2 separate regions of the Homo sapiens genome follow, and region 2 is linked to region 1. A link is an interaction called in ENCODE POLR2A ChIA-PET data of the cell type or tissue named here. Cell type or tissue: CD4-positive, alpha-beta T cell. All regions are shown on one strand.

The links. ChIA-PET counts read pairs that join two places held together with the same protein. Peaks named below come from ENCODE experiments on the same cell type or tissue, not always from the same donor. Only the 100,000 strongest peaks of a DNase experiment are listed, where the experiment ranks them.
Region 2: POLR2A ChIA-PET joins it to region 1 with 19 read pairs; 10 of 35 experiments call an interaction of 5 or more read pairs at or near these places.

Annotation. Positions count from the first base shown.
Region 1 is chr22:38,729,520-38,737,519 of GRCh38, forward strand. It overlaps GTPBP1 (GTP binding protein 1), which reads left to right. Exons shown (of 12, transcript NM_004286.5): 11 at 1-143; 12 at 1,093-4,068. The coding sequence ends at 1,185. SUN2 (Sad1 and UNC84 domain containing 2) reads right to left here. Exons shown (of 18, transcript NM_015374.3): 18 at 5,215-6,861. The coding sequence ends at 6,748. Among named protein-coding and RNA genes, the nearest start is that of SUN2, 22 kb to the right of the region's middle. RefSeq lists an enhancer at 2,628-2,677. In CD4-positive, alpha-beta T cell, CTCF peaks have their summits at 3,968 (motif pointing right) and 4,168; DNase peaks (open chromatin) are centred at 3,902, 4,660, 4,790 and 6,332; H3K27ac peaks cover 1,685 bases.
Region 2 is chr22:38,677,484-38,685,483 of GRCh38, forward strand. TOMM22 (translocase of outer mitochondrial membrane 22) reads left to right here and starts at 4,474. Exons shown (of 4, transcript NM_020243.5): 1 at 4,474-4,612; 2 at 4,840-4,958; 3 at 5,396-5,513; 4 at 6,284-7,938. The coding sequence starts at 4,496. The coding sequence ends at 6,358. TOMM22-DT (TOMM22 divergent transcript) reads right to left here and starts at 4,373. Exons shown (of 2, transcript XR_007068097.1): 1 at 4,243-4,373. RefSeq lists enhancers at 4,262-5,461, 4,508-4,577 and silencers at 4,308-4,377, 4,768-4,817. In CD4-positive, alpha-beta T cell, a CTCF peak has its summit at 4,370; a DNase peak (open chromatin) is centred at 4,458; H3K4me3 peaks cover 1,612 bases; H3K27ac peaks cover 1,200 bases.

The sequences.
Region 1 (8,000 bases):
AGTCGACGAAAAAGGGCCCCCTGACGAAACGAGACGAGGGGGGCCCGTCTGGTGGGCCAGCAGTAGGAGCACCCCCACCTGGAGATGAAGCCTCCTCTGTAGGGGCAGGGCAACCAGCTGCGTCCAGCAATCTCCAGCCTCAGGTGAGCACGGGCCCCTCGCAGCTTCGGCATGGTGGTGGGGGCTGTGGCTTTTACTCTGATTCGGTGAGGGTGACATGTAGGCAAGCCTCAAACCTGGCTAGAGGGTCTCCTCCACAGCTCTGGCACTGAAGTGCTCCTAAGAATGAGGCATTTGTCTCTAGAAGCTATAAGGCAGTGCTTCCAAATCAGGGAATACAGCCCACCTGAAACCAGTTTAATTGGCCCTAACTAGCATTTGGTTTTAATGAAATAAAATAGAACAGAAAAATGTCGAAGCTTCCCTTTCATAGTAAGATTAAGTATTGCAAGTATTGCTGGTGTGAGTGTCCAAGTGATATATGTGTGCACTGCAGTCCAGCAGGTTTGAGAGACACTGCCTTAGAGGGTCCTCCTCTGTCCCCTCCCTGACGTGCACACATCCTGAAGGGGAGGTGGCTTTGGGATGTGCCAGTGCGCCTCTTACTCGGCATCTCCTGCCAGCTGTCTCCCACAGGCACTCTCTCCTGGCGTGATGAAGGCCTGGTGCCCCTTGCACCCCTCTCCCCAGCATCTTTCTCCATTGTCCCCTCATTGGAAAAGGAGGCTATGCCTGGATCTGTCTGTCCATTCTGTTATCTGTCTCCCATGGGTCTTTCCTCTGGTTCGTTCGCTTCCTTTCTCTCTCTCCTGCTCTGCTTTGTGCTTCTCTGAACGGCCGCTTCTCACACCCTCATCATGTGTGTCCTACCCACCCTGTAAGGAAGGCAGGGCAGGCACTGGCTCCATTTTAGAGACAGAGGGGAGGTGCTGCATGCAGAGTGACCCAGTAAATTCCTGGTCAGGCTAGGGTGAGGACCACGCAGCCTGCTCACGCATCTTCCGTCCCTGTCTCCCCGCTGCTCAGCACCTCTGCTCTCTGGCCCTGCTCCTGATGGGCCAGTGCTTCTCAAGCTCCTTCTCTCTCTTTCAGCCTAAGCCCAGCAGTGGAGGCCGGCGACGAGGGGGCCAGCGCCACAAGGTGAAGTCCCAGGGGGCCTGTGTGACTCCTGCCAGCGGCTGCTGAACCTTCCCCTGGCCCACCCTCACCACCCAAGGGGTCATCATCTCTGGCCACCACTCCACCAGATGGGCAGAGCAGCTATGACCGCCACCCAGCCCTCCCGCTCAGGCCACAGCCGGAGCCTCCGCATTGCCCCCACCCCCATTTTCCAGGGGGGTTGTAATTTATAAGCTGACGAAGGTAGCCAGACTTCCGGAGGACTGACCATCTCTCACTGTCCTCCCCACCTTCTTCCTCACTCACACATTTTTTGTACATCTGGGCCCTTAGTTTTTATTCTGTTTATTATATGTCTCTGTCTCTCTCTATTGTGTGTGTGTGTGTGTGTGTGTGTGTGTGTGTGTGTGTGGTGCAGGAGTGCCACCCCCAGGGCCCTGTCAACCTCTCTTTTCTCCTCCATGGCTGTCTGCCTGCGTATCTGTCTCTGAGAATCCTCGGGGCGGTCAGGGGATGTCAGGAGGGGAAGGAGCCGCCCTCCCTATCTTGCTGCTCCTCTTGGCACTCAGGGGCACCTTCCATGGAGCCAGACCGGGTGGAGGGGCTTCTGGGATTTGGTGTCTGCTGCTGCCAGAGCAGGAACCCCCAGTCTAGGACTTGGGCATTTTAACAGGGAGAAAGTAGTGGCTTCCCTTTTCTCTCTCTCCTCCTTTTTCCCTTTAAGCCCACAGATTCAGGTCATGCCAAAAGCTCTCTGGTTGTAACCTGGAGACATGTGGAGGGGAATGGCGATGGGATTATAGGACTCTCCCCATCTCGGGCCCTGACCCTGACCCTTGCCACCAACCCAAAGACAGCTGGTGGGTTTCCCCTTGGAGACAATCCTGCGTTTGCCTGGGCCGGCCCTGGCTGCCCTCAGCTTTCGCTGATCTGCCCGGCCTGGAGCCTCCCATCACCCCGCTTCTTGTTGGGCCTCAGGCACTGGTTACCAGAAGGGGGTCTGGGTCTGCTCAGGATCATGTTTTGTAGCACCTCCTGTTGGAGGGGTGGAGGGATGTTCCCCTGAGCCAGGCTGAGACTAGAACCCCATCTTCCCTGAGCCAGGCTGAGACTAGAACCCCATCTTCCCCACCACGCCACCCCTGTGGCTGCTACAGGAGCACAGTAGTGAAGGCCTGAGCTCCAGGTTTGAAAGACCCAACTGGAGCGTGGGGCGGGCAGGCAGGGGTTAGTGAAAGGACACTTCCAGGGTTAGGACAGAGCATTTAGCCTTCTGGAAGAACCCCTGCCTGGGGTGGGACTGTGCAGGCCAGAGAAGGTGGCATGGGCCTGAACCCACCTGGACTGACTTCTGCACTGAAGCCACAGATGGAGGGTAGGCTGGTGGGTGGGGGTGGTTCGTTCTCTAGCCGGGGCAGACACCCAGCTGGCTGGGTCCTTCCTCAGCCTTGCCTCCTCCTGTCCCCAACCCTTTCCTTTCCTCCTGCTTGCGGACTGCTGGTCCCCTCTCCTTCCCTCCTTCCAGCTGTTTCTAGTTACCACCTACCCCTGGCCGTGGACTGATCAGACCAGCATTCAAAATAAAAGTTTGTTCCAAGTTGACAGTGTGGTGCTCCCTGCCCAGCCCCTCCAGGTGGAGGTGCTGCCACGGGAACGCAGTTGCTCTGCCTGCCCTGGGGCCCCTGGCGACAGCTGGGAGCAGGGCAGTGCTGTGAGGAGCCCAGCTTTCCCAGTCAGGCAGGCATGGCTTCCGTGTTCAGGCTCCCTCACCAGCTGGTGACACGGGACAAGCTTACAAACCTTCTCTGAACCTCAGTTTTCTCATTTACAAGAGGCAAAGCCATCCATCACCTTGTGTGGATTCAGAGAATGTGAGGCCCTGGGGTGTCCTACACAAGGGAAAGGCTTGCTCAGTGAGCGGTCTGCACACCGTTAGCCACCCTGCCACCTCTGTGCCCTGGGCAGGCTCCAAAGGAAAGCTCTGGCTGGGACTGCCAGGAGTCTCACACGCTCCTGTTGACATTCCCAGCAGCCGCCCCTGAGGTCGATGTTTGTTCTGTTTTTCTTTTTCTTTTTTGAGACGGAGTCTCGCTGTGTTGCCAGGCTGGAGTGCAGTGGTGTGATCTCTGCTCACTGCAACCTCCGCCTGCCAGTTTCAAGTGATTCTCTGCCTCAGCCTTCTGAGTAGCTGGGACTACAGGTGCACGCCACCACGCCCAGCTAACTTTTTGTATTTTAGTAGAGACAGGGTTTCGCCATGTCGGCCAGGGTGGTCTTGATCTCCTGACCTCATGATCCACCCGCCTCAGCCTCCCAAAGTGCTGGGATTACAGGTATGAGCCACCGCACCGGGCCTGTTCTATTTTTCTAGTTAAGGGAACTGAAGCTCAGAGAGGTGTCACCAGCAGGTGTTCATTCCCATGCCAGCCTTGCCCCCCGGCTTTTCCCAGGCAGGCTCCTGCGTGCCCACTGGCTCCAGCCTGGTCCTCTGTCTCTTGGCTGCTTCACTCCTGCTCTTTGTCCCGACTCTGGCCCTGCTTACAGGGGCCACTACCTGCTGGTGCCTCCATAACAAGCGTCTGGCGTTGAGACCCCTGGCATGGCAGGGGCTTTGGGGTCTGGTTTCCACAAGGCTTAGCCATGGCAGAACCTCGTTTTATTTTAACTCTTTGCCCCTACAAACAAACAGCAGTACTTGCCAGAACCATTCTTGGGATTCAGGAGCTCGGGCGACTGCCTTGGCCTCTGGCCGCACCCAGGAGGGTGGGGTTGGATCTGTGTAGTTGCCAGGCCCACACCTGCCAGCAGGGGGCTGACTGGATCCATGCTTTACTGTGTTTAATGGGGGTAACAGGGGTCCCTACAGCCCTCCCAGCTAAACATTTGGAACAAAACACCAGCCCTTTTGTAGTGGATGCAGAATAAAATTGTTAATCCAATCACCTCCAATGGCAAGGCCTGACCCTTCTGTGTGTGCAGCAGGTGTTTGTGGCGTCTTTCCCAGGAGTAAGGCCTGTGATGGTGGGATGGGGATGGCCAGACCCCTGACTCCACAGTCAGGACTGTTCTGGCTTATCAGCCACCCTGGCACAGAGAAGGTCACAGGGATGAATATGCCACGCACAGGGGCAGCACAGGTTTAGTTGGGTTGGGGGAAGTACCATGGAGCCGGCAGTGTGAGGGCTGTGCTGTGAGGGCCCAGTAGGATTTGAATGTACAGATGGGCAGAGGGCATGTGCCCAGCCCAGGCTCTGGACTCTTGCCACAGTGTGTGGCAACTTCCAGGGGCTTGTTTATTGGTGCTGCGTGGGGATGTCTCCTTTGTTTAGATGGCGTCAGAGGCAGAGCAGGTGTCAGTGAAGGGGAGTGAGCACAGGACCAGCTGTCTCCCAAGAGGCTGAGGAGCTGGCCCAAGGCTTTGGGGGCTGGATTTGTGCCTCACCCAGCTCCTGCCTTGTGGCTGTCTCCACAGTCCTCCCTACTGACTGGCTTTCTGCCTTTGTTTTCTCAGCCATGATGAGGAGCAGCCCTGGGCCAGGTGCCACGGTCAGTATGAGAGGCTCCAGGATCAGGCTAGAGAACCACGCGAACCAGGTCTGGGGAGCTATCTGTGGGAAAGGTCAGGGCCTGTTTTTCTCCTAAGCTGCTGGCTGTTCAAGGGACCTACCTCCTTGTCCCTTCCCAGTCACAGGTCCAAGGGGCAAATAGCGAATTCCCATGGAGGAGAATCACTGCACTCCAAGTGGACGTGGCTGGTAGGTAAGTGTAACTTTTTCTGCTGCTGTTCAGTGGTACTGAGAGACAGGAAAGCCCCACTGCTCCCGCCCCACCCTTTGTGATGGGTTATCAATGACAGCTAATAAAGCCACCTCACTGCTTCCTCATGCCAGCCCTTGACCCACAAACACTGGAGGAGACCTGCCTCAGGTCCCATCCCCCACCACAACTGGGCTTTAGCTGAAAGTTGTGGGTTTCTGAACTTCAGGAATAAGTCTTTGGGGACATTCGTTTGGCCAAGAATTCATTCCCTCATCTGCCCAAGAGCAGCTGCCCTAGGTGATAGGCAAAAGCCACATGAAAGCCACATCCCACAGCTCTTGGGCGTCATTTATTTTTTGCATAGGCATAAATTAGGATCTGGAGATAAAAAACTTAAGAACCAATAGTGCAGCATTTGTGACAGGAGAGCGCAAAACAAACCCTGGCTGCCTCGGGATGGAGCGGGGCGGCCTCACCACCACTGCATCCAGCCTCATGCTCCAGAGCGGATTTGAGGCTCAGTGCTGCAGTGAAGGCCTGCCCGCCTTCTTGCCCCTTCCCCGCAGCCAGACCACCAGACACAGCCGGAACCAGTGCCCCAGGCCCCTCTCCACGGCCAGGAACAAGAAACTGAGTATCACCCAGTGCCCCACAGAACGGGGCTAGGAATCAAGCCCTTAGCTTTTCAGTTAGAAAAACAGACCTTGAAAAATATATACATAATACAGTGGGGCCTGCTGGCTCTAAAAGTCCCCTCCTCCCCCTTCCCTATCCAGGGTAACTTCTGCCAGCCTCTTCCCCCAGCCCCCACCAACTGCCCCACAGAGAACAAACCAGAAGGGCGACTACCTGAACAAGAGCTGCAAGAGCCCAAGGGGGCAGCCTGAGCGGACGACCCCTACATCAGGGCCTGGTTAGATGTGGGGGCCGGTGCAGACAGACCTCGCACCCCGATACCCTGAACGTCCCCACAAGAGCCCAGGAGTTCCATGCTCCCCACTCTTCTTGCTATAACCCCAGATGCTAATGGCCCCAAAGACAGGTCTAGGTCTCCATACCCTGGGAGAATGTGGAAAGCAAGCTCAGGGGCACTGGCAGGCCCTAGCAGGAACAGGGAGCAGGGTGGGCCCCAACCTAGCATCAGGAGAGAGAAAAGCAACTACCGTCCCCAGCAGAGGGGAAGCCTACAGGGTTGGCCCTGGGCCCCTTAGAAGATCACAGCAGCCAGTCCCCTTTAGGGCACAAGAAGCCCCATGGCCCACTGCTACCCTCCCCGGGACAAATACACACTTTTGTCGAAGGCCCTCAGGGACCCTGTGGTTCATGCTTCCCTAGGTGGAGGGCACTAACCTTGTAGGAGAGCTGGGCAGCTCTCCATCAAGTGCTTCCTGCCTGGGGAAGTCCCATCCTGCTCTGGAGCTAAGCACCCTCCTCCCAGAGGGCCTCGCTTCCTTGCCCAGGGGCAGAGGCAGCTCACCTAGCCCAGGCCGTAGCTTGCCCCTCCCACAGCCCTGGCACCTGCTTCATCAGCTCCCAGGCACCAGCCCCTGACCCCAGCCAAGACCAGTCAGGTCCTACCTCTCCCAACTTCCCAGTCCCCCATGATATGCTACATATATACACACTCCCAGGATGGGAAGCAGACGCCACGGGCACAGAGGGAAGGAAGAAGGGAGCTGCTGGAGCCTGCTAACCGCCTCGAGCCACCTGCTGCTCAGGAGACCCTGCCCGTCCTTTTCATCTGCATGGGGCCACAGGCTCCTCTCTTGTGCTCCTAGAAGTCAGAGCGCCGAGCAAGCGTGTGGGGGAAGCGGCGGGGTGCTGTTCACCCACTCCCAGATGGCTGGCAGCAGGCACCAGTAAGCAGGGCTAGTGGGCGGGCTCCCCATGCACTCTGAAGCGGTAGATGCAGGTGTACTCGGGGTGGCCCCAGTTAGTCAGGATCCGCAGCTCCACCACCTGGTACGTGGCCATCGTAGGGGCCTGGGTAGAGAAGAAAGGGATTAAGAGCATCAGAGACCTGTGAGGCCTCACTGACAGAGAAGGTGGGAAGGGGAGACAGCCTCGCCTAGGGCCAGATGGCTCCCCTGCTCCTTCCCTGGGGCTCTGAAGAGAACCAGGCTTCAAAAGCTCCTATCTTTAGCCTCCTGAGCAGTGTTTCCAGCCAGTGGGTTAAGGGGCCACCTGTAGCACACTTCATCTGAAACCGGAATGAATTCATCCACAATCGTTTTTTTATTGTGATCAACAGATAGAACCACCTTCATAGAGGGCTTCATAGATGCTGATGTGGGGCACACTTGATTCTTTTTCTCCAGTGCCCATCGGGCCTCTGTCTAGCCACAGTGTTGGGAATGGTGTTAGCAGCATATCTTACCTGGGCAGATGCCACAGGCCTAGCACACTCCTGGCTTGTCCCTTCTCTCTGGCACATCGTTCTGTCCTCTACCCTCTTTTTTTGTTTTTGGAGACAGGGTCTTGCTCTGTCACCCAGGCTGGAGTACAATGGTGTGATCACAGTTCACTGCCTCAACCTTCTGGGCTCAAGGGATCCTCCCACCTTAGCCTCCCCAGTAGCTGGGACCACAGGTGCATGTCACCACACCCGGCTAAATTTTTTAACATTTTTTGTAGAGTCGGGATCTCGCTGTGTTCACCAGCCTGGTCTTGAACTCCTGGGCTCAAGCAATCCCCTCGCCTTGGCCTTGCAAAGTGCTGGAATTACAGACATGAGCCACCTCGTCTGGCCTCTATACTTTCCTAAAGAGAAATCCCAACCTCTCTTGCAGCCTAGTTACCTCCTCAGAGCTGATGACAACTCAGTTCTTTCTGGCTCCCCCGACAGCTCCACTGGACTGTTCCATAGGTGCCTCAGACTCAGCCAGACCTGCCCCCTGCTCCACATCAGCCCCCATCGCAGTGGCTTCTTCCTCCCACCCCATCCAACTGGACATTCACGACCCTCCCTGCTACGTCTTTGTCCTCACTCCCAACGCCCCTCTCCCCCACCTATCCTGTTCTGGCTGCTTTCCCTCAACCACTTCCTGACGGGTCTCCCAGGCCCAGGCTCGCCCCTTCGAGTCATATAGTGATGTTAGTCAAATGGACATAGCTTTGTCACC
Region 2 (8,000 bases), 52 kb before region 1:
ATATCACATGTTTCTAATTCTGACAGGACAGAAACAAGCAAGGTGGAAATCTTGGGCTCGAGAGATGGGGAGTAGAGGAGCTAAGAGCCCAGCGTTCTTGAACCTGCCTCTCCCATCCGATGGCAGTCACCTGGGCTCCTAGCATGGGGCATTGCCACTCACTTGCTGACACCCTTGTCCACTGATGCGACCTCCATCCTGGCACCAGTCTCACCATGTCATCTCTGCTGCTGAGCCTTCCTCTTGAAGACTTCAGCAATTCCTCAGCCCTCTGGTTTCCCTCTCTCCCCAATCTTTAAATGTCTGATTCCACAGGACTCTGTCTTTTTTTTTTGTTTCTGAGACAGAGTCTGGCTCTGTTGCCAGGCTGGAGTGCAGTGGCGTGATCTCGGCTCACTGCAACCTCCAACTCCCGGGTTTAAGCAATTCTCCTGCCTCAGCCTCCTGAGGAGCTGGGACTACAGGCGCCTGCCACCACATCTGGCTAATTTTTGTGTTTTTAGTAGAGATGGGGTTTCACCATGTTGGCCAGGATGGTATCAATCTCTTGATTTCGTGATCCACCCGCCTCAGCCTCCCAAAGTGCTGGGATTACAGGCGTGAGCCACTGCGCCCGGCCAGGGCTCTGTCTTCTGTTCTCACTCTGCCTTTTCTTTTCTTTTCTTTTTTTTTTTTTTGAGATGGAATCTCACTCTGTCGCCCAGGCTGGAGTGCAGTGGTGCAATCTTGGATCACTGCAAACTCTGCCTTCCGGGTTCAAGCGATTCTCCTGCCTCAGTCTCCCAAGTAGTTGGGATTACAGGTGCTCACCACCACGCCTGGCTAATTTTTGTTTTTAGTATAGATGGGGTTTCACCATGTTGGCCAGGCTGGTCTCGAACTCTGGACCTCAGGTGATCCACCTGCCTCAGCCTCCCAAAGTGCTGGGATTATAGGCATGAATCACTGCCCCCAGCCTCACTCTATCTTTTCTAGATCATCTCATCTCCTCCCAAAGTTCTGAACACTCTGCATTGCATGATTTCCAGTATTTTTTCTTATCCCTTGGAAATTCTATAATCATTGAAAGAGCTCTTTCATCCTTAAACAGGTTTTTTTTTTTTAAATCATGTGTTGCTCTTATGAATATAAGCAAAATTCATTGGTTTTCCTAAAACTTCTCCACATTAGCATTGCGAATTACTTTCCATTTGGAGTCACTAATGTCTGTGCTTTTCAAATAAGATTGGTCCCTCTACGTTCAATAGCATTAGTCTTCTAGCATTTCTTAAATGAACCCATAAAAGAACTAAAAGCTGTTGGCACTGGGCTCTTAAGCTGCCCTCGAAATTATAAAGGGCTAGCCCGCTTTTTTTTTTTTTTTTTTTTTTTTTTGAGACAGAGTCTCACTCTGTCGCTCGGGCTGGAGTGCAGTGGCGCAATCTTGGCTCACTGCAACCTCCGCCTCCCAGGCTCAAGGATTCTCTTGCCTCAGCTTTCCGAGTAGCTGGGAATATAGGCGCCTGCCACCACGCTTAGCTAATTTTTGTATTTTTAGTAGACAGGGGGTTTCACCATGTTAGCCAGGCTGGTCTCGAACTCCCGACCTCAGGTAATCCACCCGCCTCAGTCTCCCCAAGTGCTGCAATTACAGGCATTAGCCACCGCACCCAGCCCCGCTCTTTTTAAAAAAGTAACCTTTTTAACACAGGCAAAAAAGCATAGTTCATAAGTGTACAGCTTGATGAATTACCCAAAATCAACACAGACCTAAGAGAACCATAGCATCCCAGAAGCTACTCTCCTGCCCCTTTCCAAAATTAACCCCTTCAAGGGAATCACTGTCCTGACCTCTCATCATAGATTGGTTTCTGCCTGTTTTTGAACTTTATATAATGGAATCATACAGGAGTACCCTTTTGTCACATGAAAACTGTCTGATAGGCCAGACTCACGCCTGTAATCCCAGCATGTTGGGTGGTCAAGGAGGCTGGATCACTTGAGGTCAGGAGTTCGAGACCAGCCTGGACAACATGGCGAAACCCCATCTCTATTAAAAATAGCCGGGGCCATGCCTGTAATCCCAGCTACTCAGGAGACTGAGGCAGGAGAATCACTTGAACTCGGGAGGCAGAGGTTGCAGTGAGCCGAGATTGCGCCACTGCACTCCAGCCTCCATCACAAAAAACAAACAAACAAACACAAAAAAGTGTCTGATAGAGATGCCCTGTCCAAAGATGAAAGGGAGGCCTGGGGACTGTATCGGAAGGAGTGTGAGACACAGGACAAATGCTCATTACTGCATCCTCATGCATCACAGAAGGATTTGGACTCTCCCATCCTGGGAGTCTCTGATTCCAGGTTCAGTTGGCTAAAGGTGTTTATCAAATTACCCTGTTTAATAACATGGGGCACATTTTAAAAAGAAGCACTTACATCCATCATATAGGCAAAAAGTAAAAAGATGGATAACACCTAATGCTGGGGAGGGTGTGGGACAAGGACATTTCCATTTACTGTACTATTATGAAAGCATCTGATAGAGGCTGGGAGCAGTGGCTCATACCTGTAATCCCAGCACTTTGGGAAGCCAAGGCGGGTGGATCACCTGAGGTCACGAGTTTTAGACCAGCCTGGCCGACATGGTGAAATCCCATCTCTACTAAAAATACAAAAAGTTAGCCAGGCATGGTGGCACACACCTGTAGTCCCAGCTACTTGGGAGGCTGAGGCGGGAGAATCGCTTGAGCCCAGGAGGTTGCAGTGAGCTGAGATCATGCCACTGCACTCCAGCCTGGGCGACAGAGCAAGACTCCATCTCAAAAACAAACACACAAACTCAAACAAAAATTTATATCTGCATACTTTCTGACCAGCTCACCTACTTACTAGAAATCTATGTACTATGCCTCAGTTTCCTCATTTCTAAAATGGGGATAACAGTGCCTACCCCAGTGAGCTGCTGTGAAGATTAAAGGAGGACACACCGCACCCACCCACACCCACAGGCACCAGAGCACCTGGTATTTAGGTGTTAACTCTTACCTTTGTTTGGTACATAGGGAAGATTTACCTGATGTTTTCCCAAAAGACCTGCAAGACACTAATTTATTCCTACCAAGTAAAACATGGCTCAGGAAAACGAAACTGGATCAGTGTCTCTCTAAAACAGCCCAAGAAGCAGGCCAAGGAGATGGACAAGGAAGATAAATCTTTGGCCCTGGTCACAGGCCGAATTAAGAAATCCGGCAAGGTGGGGCGCAGTGGCATAGGCCTGTAATCCTAGGACTTGGGGAGGCTGAGGCAGTCGGATTGCTTGAGTCTCGGAGTTCAAGACCAGCCTAGGCAACACAGTGAAACCCTGTCTTTATATATATATGTATGTGTGTGTGTGTGTGTGTGTGTATATGTGTGTATGTATATATACATAATACGTATATATGTATACGTATGTATATATATACATATATACACATACCTATATACACATATATACATATATACACATATATACATATATATACATATATACGTATATATATACACACACATAAAATATATATTATATATAATATATAACTATATATAGGCCAGGTGCGGTGGCTGATGCCTGTAATGCCAGCACTTTGGGAGGCCGAGGCGGGCAGATCACTTGAGGTCAGGAGTTCAAAACCAGCCTAGCCAAATGGTGAAACCCCGTCTCTACTAAAAATACAAAAAATTAGCGGGGCGTGGTTGGTGGTGCATGCTGAGGCAGGAGAATCGCTTGAACCTGGGAGGCGGAGCTTGCAGTGAGCCGGGATCACACCACTGCACTCCATCCAGTCTGGGCGACAGAGCGAGACTCCGTCTCAAAACAAAACCAACAACAACAACAACAACAAAAAGCTAAAATCTTACAAAAAGCGACCTGTTCCACTGTCCCTTGGGCCTGCGGTGATGGTGGGCCTGACTCCATTCGTCTTTAAACATCTCTATTCCCGGCCACATCTTTGGCCACCTATGCTCGAATAAAGTGTTGTCTTGGAGCCTGTTGTAAATTTAAGAATAAACTTTTGTTAAAAAAAAAAATACAGTGGCTCATCATCTCTTGAGTTGTTTTCACTCAGCCACTCCTACCTTAGCTGTGAACTTAAAGTAAAACAAGCCCCCAGAATCTTGCCAGAGTCAGCCCTTTGATCTTTGTTCTCCCCTGAACTCTATTACCTGGAATTAAAACAACGCATTTGAAAAAAAGAAAAACAAGCAAGTTTCTGAGCTCACCCTATACCCGCTGAACAGAATGACTGCGGTGGCGCCCCAGAACCTCTCACAGGCCTCTCAGCTGCTGCTAATGCCCGCCGAAGCCCCGACGCCCGGATAAGGCCAGGGCTGCCGGACCCGCTGCGGGCACTGGAGGACCCGGGGCTAGAGGGCGCCGCTCTCGCCCGGCTCGCGCCTCGGCTCCCGGAAAAGCAGCTCTGTCCGCCGTTCGGCTGCGCTCACCTCCTTTCCGCTTCCGGTGTCCCCTACAGTCATGGCTGCCGCCGTCGCTGCTGCCGGTGCAGGGGAACCCCAGTCCCCGGACGAATTGCTCCCGAAAGGCGACGCGGAGAAGCCTGAGGAGGAGCTGGAGGAGGACGACGATGAGGAGGTACTAGGGCCTCGCGGGGTGCAGAGCGGGAAGCGGGCCCGCTCGTGGGTGTGGGATCCGCGTGGTACGGGATCGGAGCGAAGCGGCTGCTTTGGGAGGCGGGGTTAGGGGCCCTGCTGGGCCCTGGGTGCCCTAGCTCCAGTGGGGCTCGGCGGCTCCCAGTGCCGCAGCGGGGCCAGGAATGGATGTCGCTTTTTCGGCTAAGACCCGCGTCTACTCCACCACAGCTAGATGAGACCCTGTCGGAGAGACTATGGGGCCTGACGGAGATGTTTCCGGAGAGGGTCCGGTCCGCGGCCGGAGCCACTTTTGATCTTTCCCTCTTTGTGGCTCAGAAAATGTACAGGTAAGGAACGAGGGCAAAGGCACTGGGTACGTGCATGGGATGGTCGTGGTGCTGTGAAAGAACACGGGGTTTGGAAGCAGCAGACCCGTGTTGGGTGACCTTGGGCTTGTACCCTATCCTTTCTTAGTTTCCTCTTCTGTAAAATGGGGATTCTTACCTGGCAGGGGAGTTGTGGGGGTTATTTCAGATTGTTGGAGATAATTAATGAATAAGGAGCTTTGTAAGAACTCAGGAGAATGTTAAACCGCCATCACTAGATGATACAGCTACCATAGCTGCTCCTCCTGTCTCTGGTAGGAGTATGGTGTAAGGAGCGGGTAGAATACGTTTATCAAAAACATTGGAGTATGTAATGTGAGAGGTTTGGTTACTGGGTAGTTCTTGCCTGTTTTGTTTGCATGTCTTCATGCTCACCCTCTGGGGATTTTCCTCTGCAGGTTTTCCAGGGCAGCCTTGTGGATTGGGACCACTTCCTTTATGATCCTGGTTCTTCCCGTTGTCTTTGAGACGGAGAAGTTGCAAATGGAGCAACAGCAGCAACTGCAGCAGCGGCAGGTGAGCCCAGACCTTGGGCTTTTTGCCAGTGGTGGAGACGCAAGTTATTTCACTAACACATTGGTCCCCAACCTTTTTGGCACCAGGGACTGGTTTCATGGAACACAGTTTTTACATGGATGGTGGGTTGGGGGTGGCCGGGGGTCGGGGGGGGGGTTCTGGATGATTCAAGTGCATTACATTTATTGTGCACTGAATTTCTATTATTACATTGTAATATATAATGAAATAATTCTATAACGTAGAATGAGTGGGAGCCCTGAGCTTGTTTTCCTGCAACTAGACAGTCCTGTCTGGGGGTGATGGGAGACAGTGACAGATCATCAGGCATTAGATTTTCATAAGGAGCTTGCAACCTAGATCCCTCGCATGCACTGTTCACAAGGGTTTGTGTTCCTATGAGAATCTAACACTGCTGCTGATCTGACAGGAGGTGGAGCTCAGGCAGTAATGTGAGCGATGGTGAACAGCAGTAAACACAGATGAAGCTTCTCTCACTTGCCTGCTGCTGATCTACTGCTGTGTGGCTCAGCTCCTAACAGGCCATGGGCCAGTGCCAGTCCACAGCCCAGGGGTTGAGGGCTCCTGTTGTAGCACCTGAGTTGACCAACAGTTAATGTGTGGGTGGGGATTGGGATCGGGCCCATGCTCTTTTAGTTGTCTGACTGTGCTTTCAGTATTATTTTTGTAGACGTTGGCCCCATCAGGTATGGTGAGAATAAGCTCTCTAGGCCTGTATGATGCCTTACACCCCTCCTTTTCTTTTCCAGATACTTCTAGGACCTAACACAGGGCTCTCAGGAGGAATGCCAGGGGCTCTACCCTCACTTCCTGGAAAGATCTAGATTGTTATTGCTGTTTGAGCTGTCTCAGTGGGATAAGTTTGAAATTCAAGTGTTTGAACTGCTGATAATTTGGATTTTTTTTTTTTTTTAACTTTGGCACATTGATCTATCTAAACCTGGTGGGGAGAATTATCCCCACATTGTCTCATGGAAAGACTCAACTTGCAACTGTGCCCTCCACACTATCCTTACTTCTGTCTCCACTCTGATACCAGAGTGCAGCCATGCAGATGGTTATTCCAGCTCTGGTCACCCGACTCCTTTCACCAAATTGCTCCTAACTGGAAGATCTCACTTTCCCCTTGTGGGGTAGGAACCGATGCCAGTGGGAGGGATGTGCCCCTGACCATTAACGACTGTTTTTTTTTTTTTTTTTTAAAGAATGGAGTTGTTGGGGCAGGACATGCACACAATGTGAAACAGACAAAATGCATTACACCTGTAGTGTAAAGTGGCCACTATGAATCCCTATGTATGAGAGGAGGGAGGCAGGCTGCAGCTTCAGCCACAGAATGGGGACTATGGAAGACAGCAGGAGCTCATTTCCTCTGCACATTTTGGCTGTTAGACCTGTGTGTGTGTTTAAAAAAAGAGAAGTCAGTGCTCACTTTTTGTATTTAAATATTAAAAATGATTCCAACTGAAAGTGTCATCCTAAGTACCTTGAAATGAGACCACGTCAGAGACATGTACTGCCCCTCACATTTTCTCACCTAAACCAGCAGCACCTCCATCTTAACAGCCATAGGCCCAAATTGTTTCCAAGTGAAAATTCATTTTTAGCCAAGTACTTCATAGCAATCTTTGCCCTGAATTTAGGCAGTCACTTTGAGATCCATCAGCCTAAAACAAAGGATTGGGTCTATGTACTTCTTTAGTCTATAATGACACTGTGTAATTATAAAGTATTTGTAGGGAATAACATAGTACTGATTTCTGGGGAATAGGGGAGGGGGACAGAATTTTTTTTTTTTTTTTTTTGCCTGAGATCAGGTCTCACTGGAGTACAGTGGTGTCGTTTGGGTTCACTGCAACCTCTTACCTCCCCTCCAACTTGGCCTCCTGGGTAGCTAAGACTACAGGTACACGCCACCGTGCCCAGCTAGTTTCTTTTATTTTTGGTAGAGTCAGGGTTTCGCCTTGTTGCCCCAGATAGTCTTGAACTCCTGAGTTCTAGCCATCCACCCGCCTCTGGCCCCTCAAAGTGCTGGGATTATAGGCGTCACCCACCACGCCCAGCCAGAGTAAGCCTTTTGTGTGTTTATCAGATCAACCAACACTACAATCTAGGTGGTACTGTTCCCATTTTACAGAAGAGGAAACAGCCACAGAAAGGTAATTGCTCAAGGCTGCAGAGTTAAGTGCTAGACCTGGATTCAAATCCAGGCAGTCCAGCTACAGAACACTGCTGCTGTGCGCTCGGGATGGTGGGGCTGGGCCCAGGCCCGCTGGGTATACATGATCTTTCACTTGTTAACTAGGGAAAAACACTAGTCACCAGTGTGGTACAAACTTGTACTTAGGTGGATTCTTCAAATTGTCAAGATTAGTTTTTATAAATTAAAATAGACTGAAAAATGTCTTAGAGACATCTTTTGAACCAAATCCCATTTCAGTGACTATTTTGTCTGGATTTCTCAGG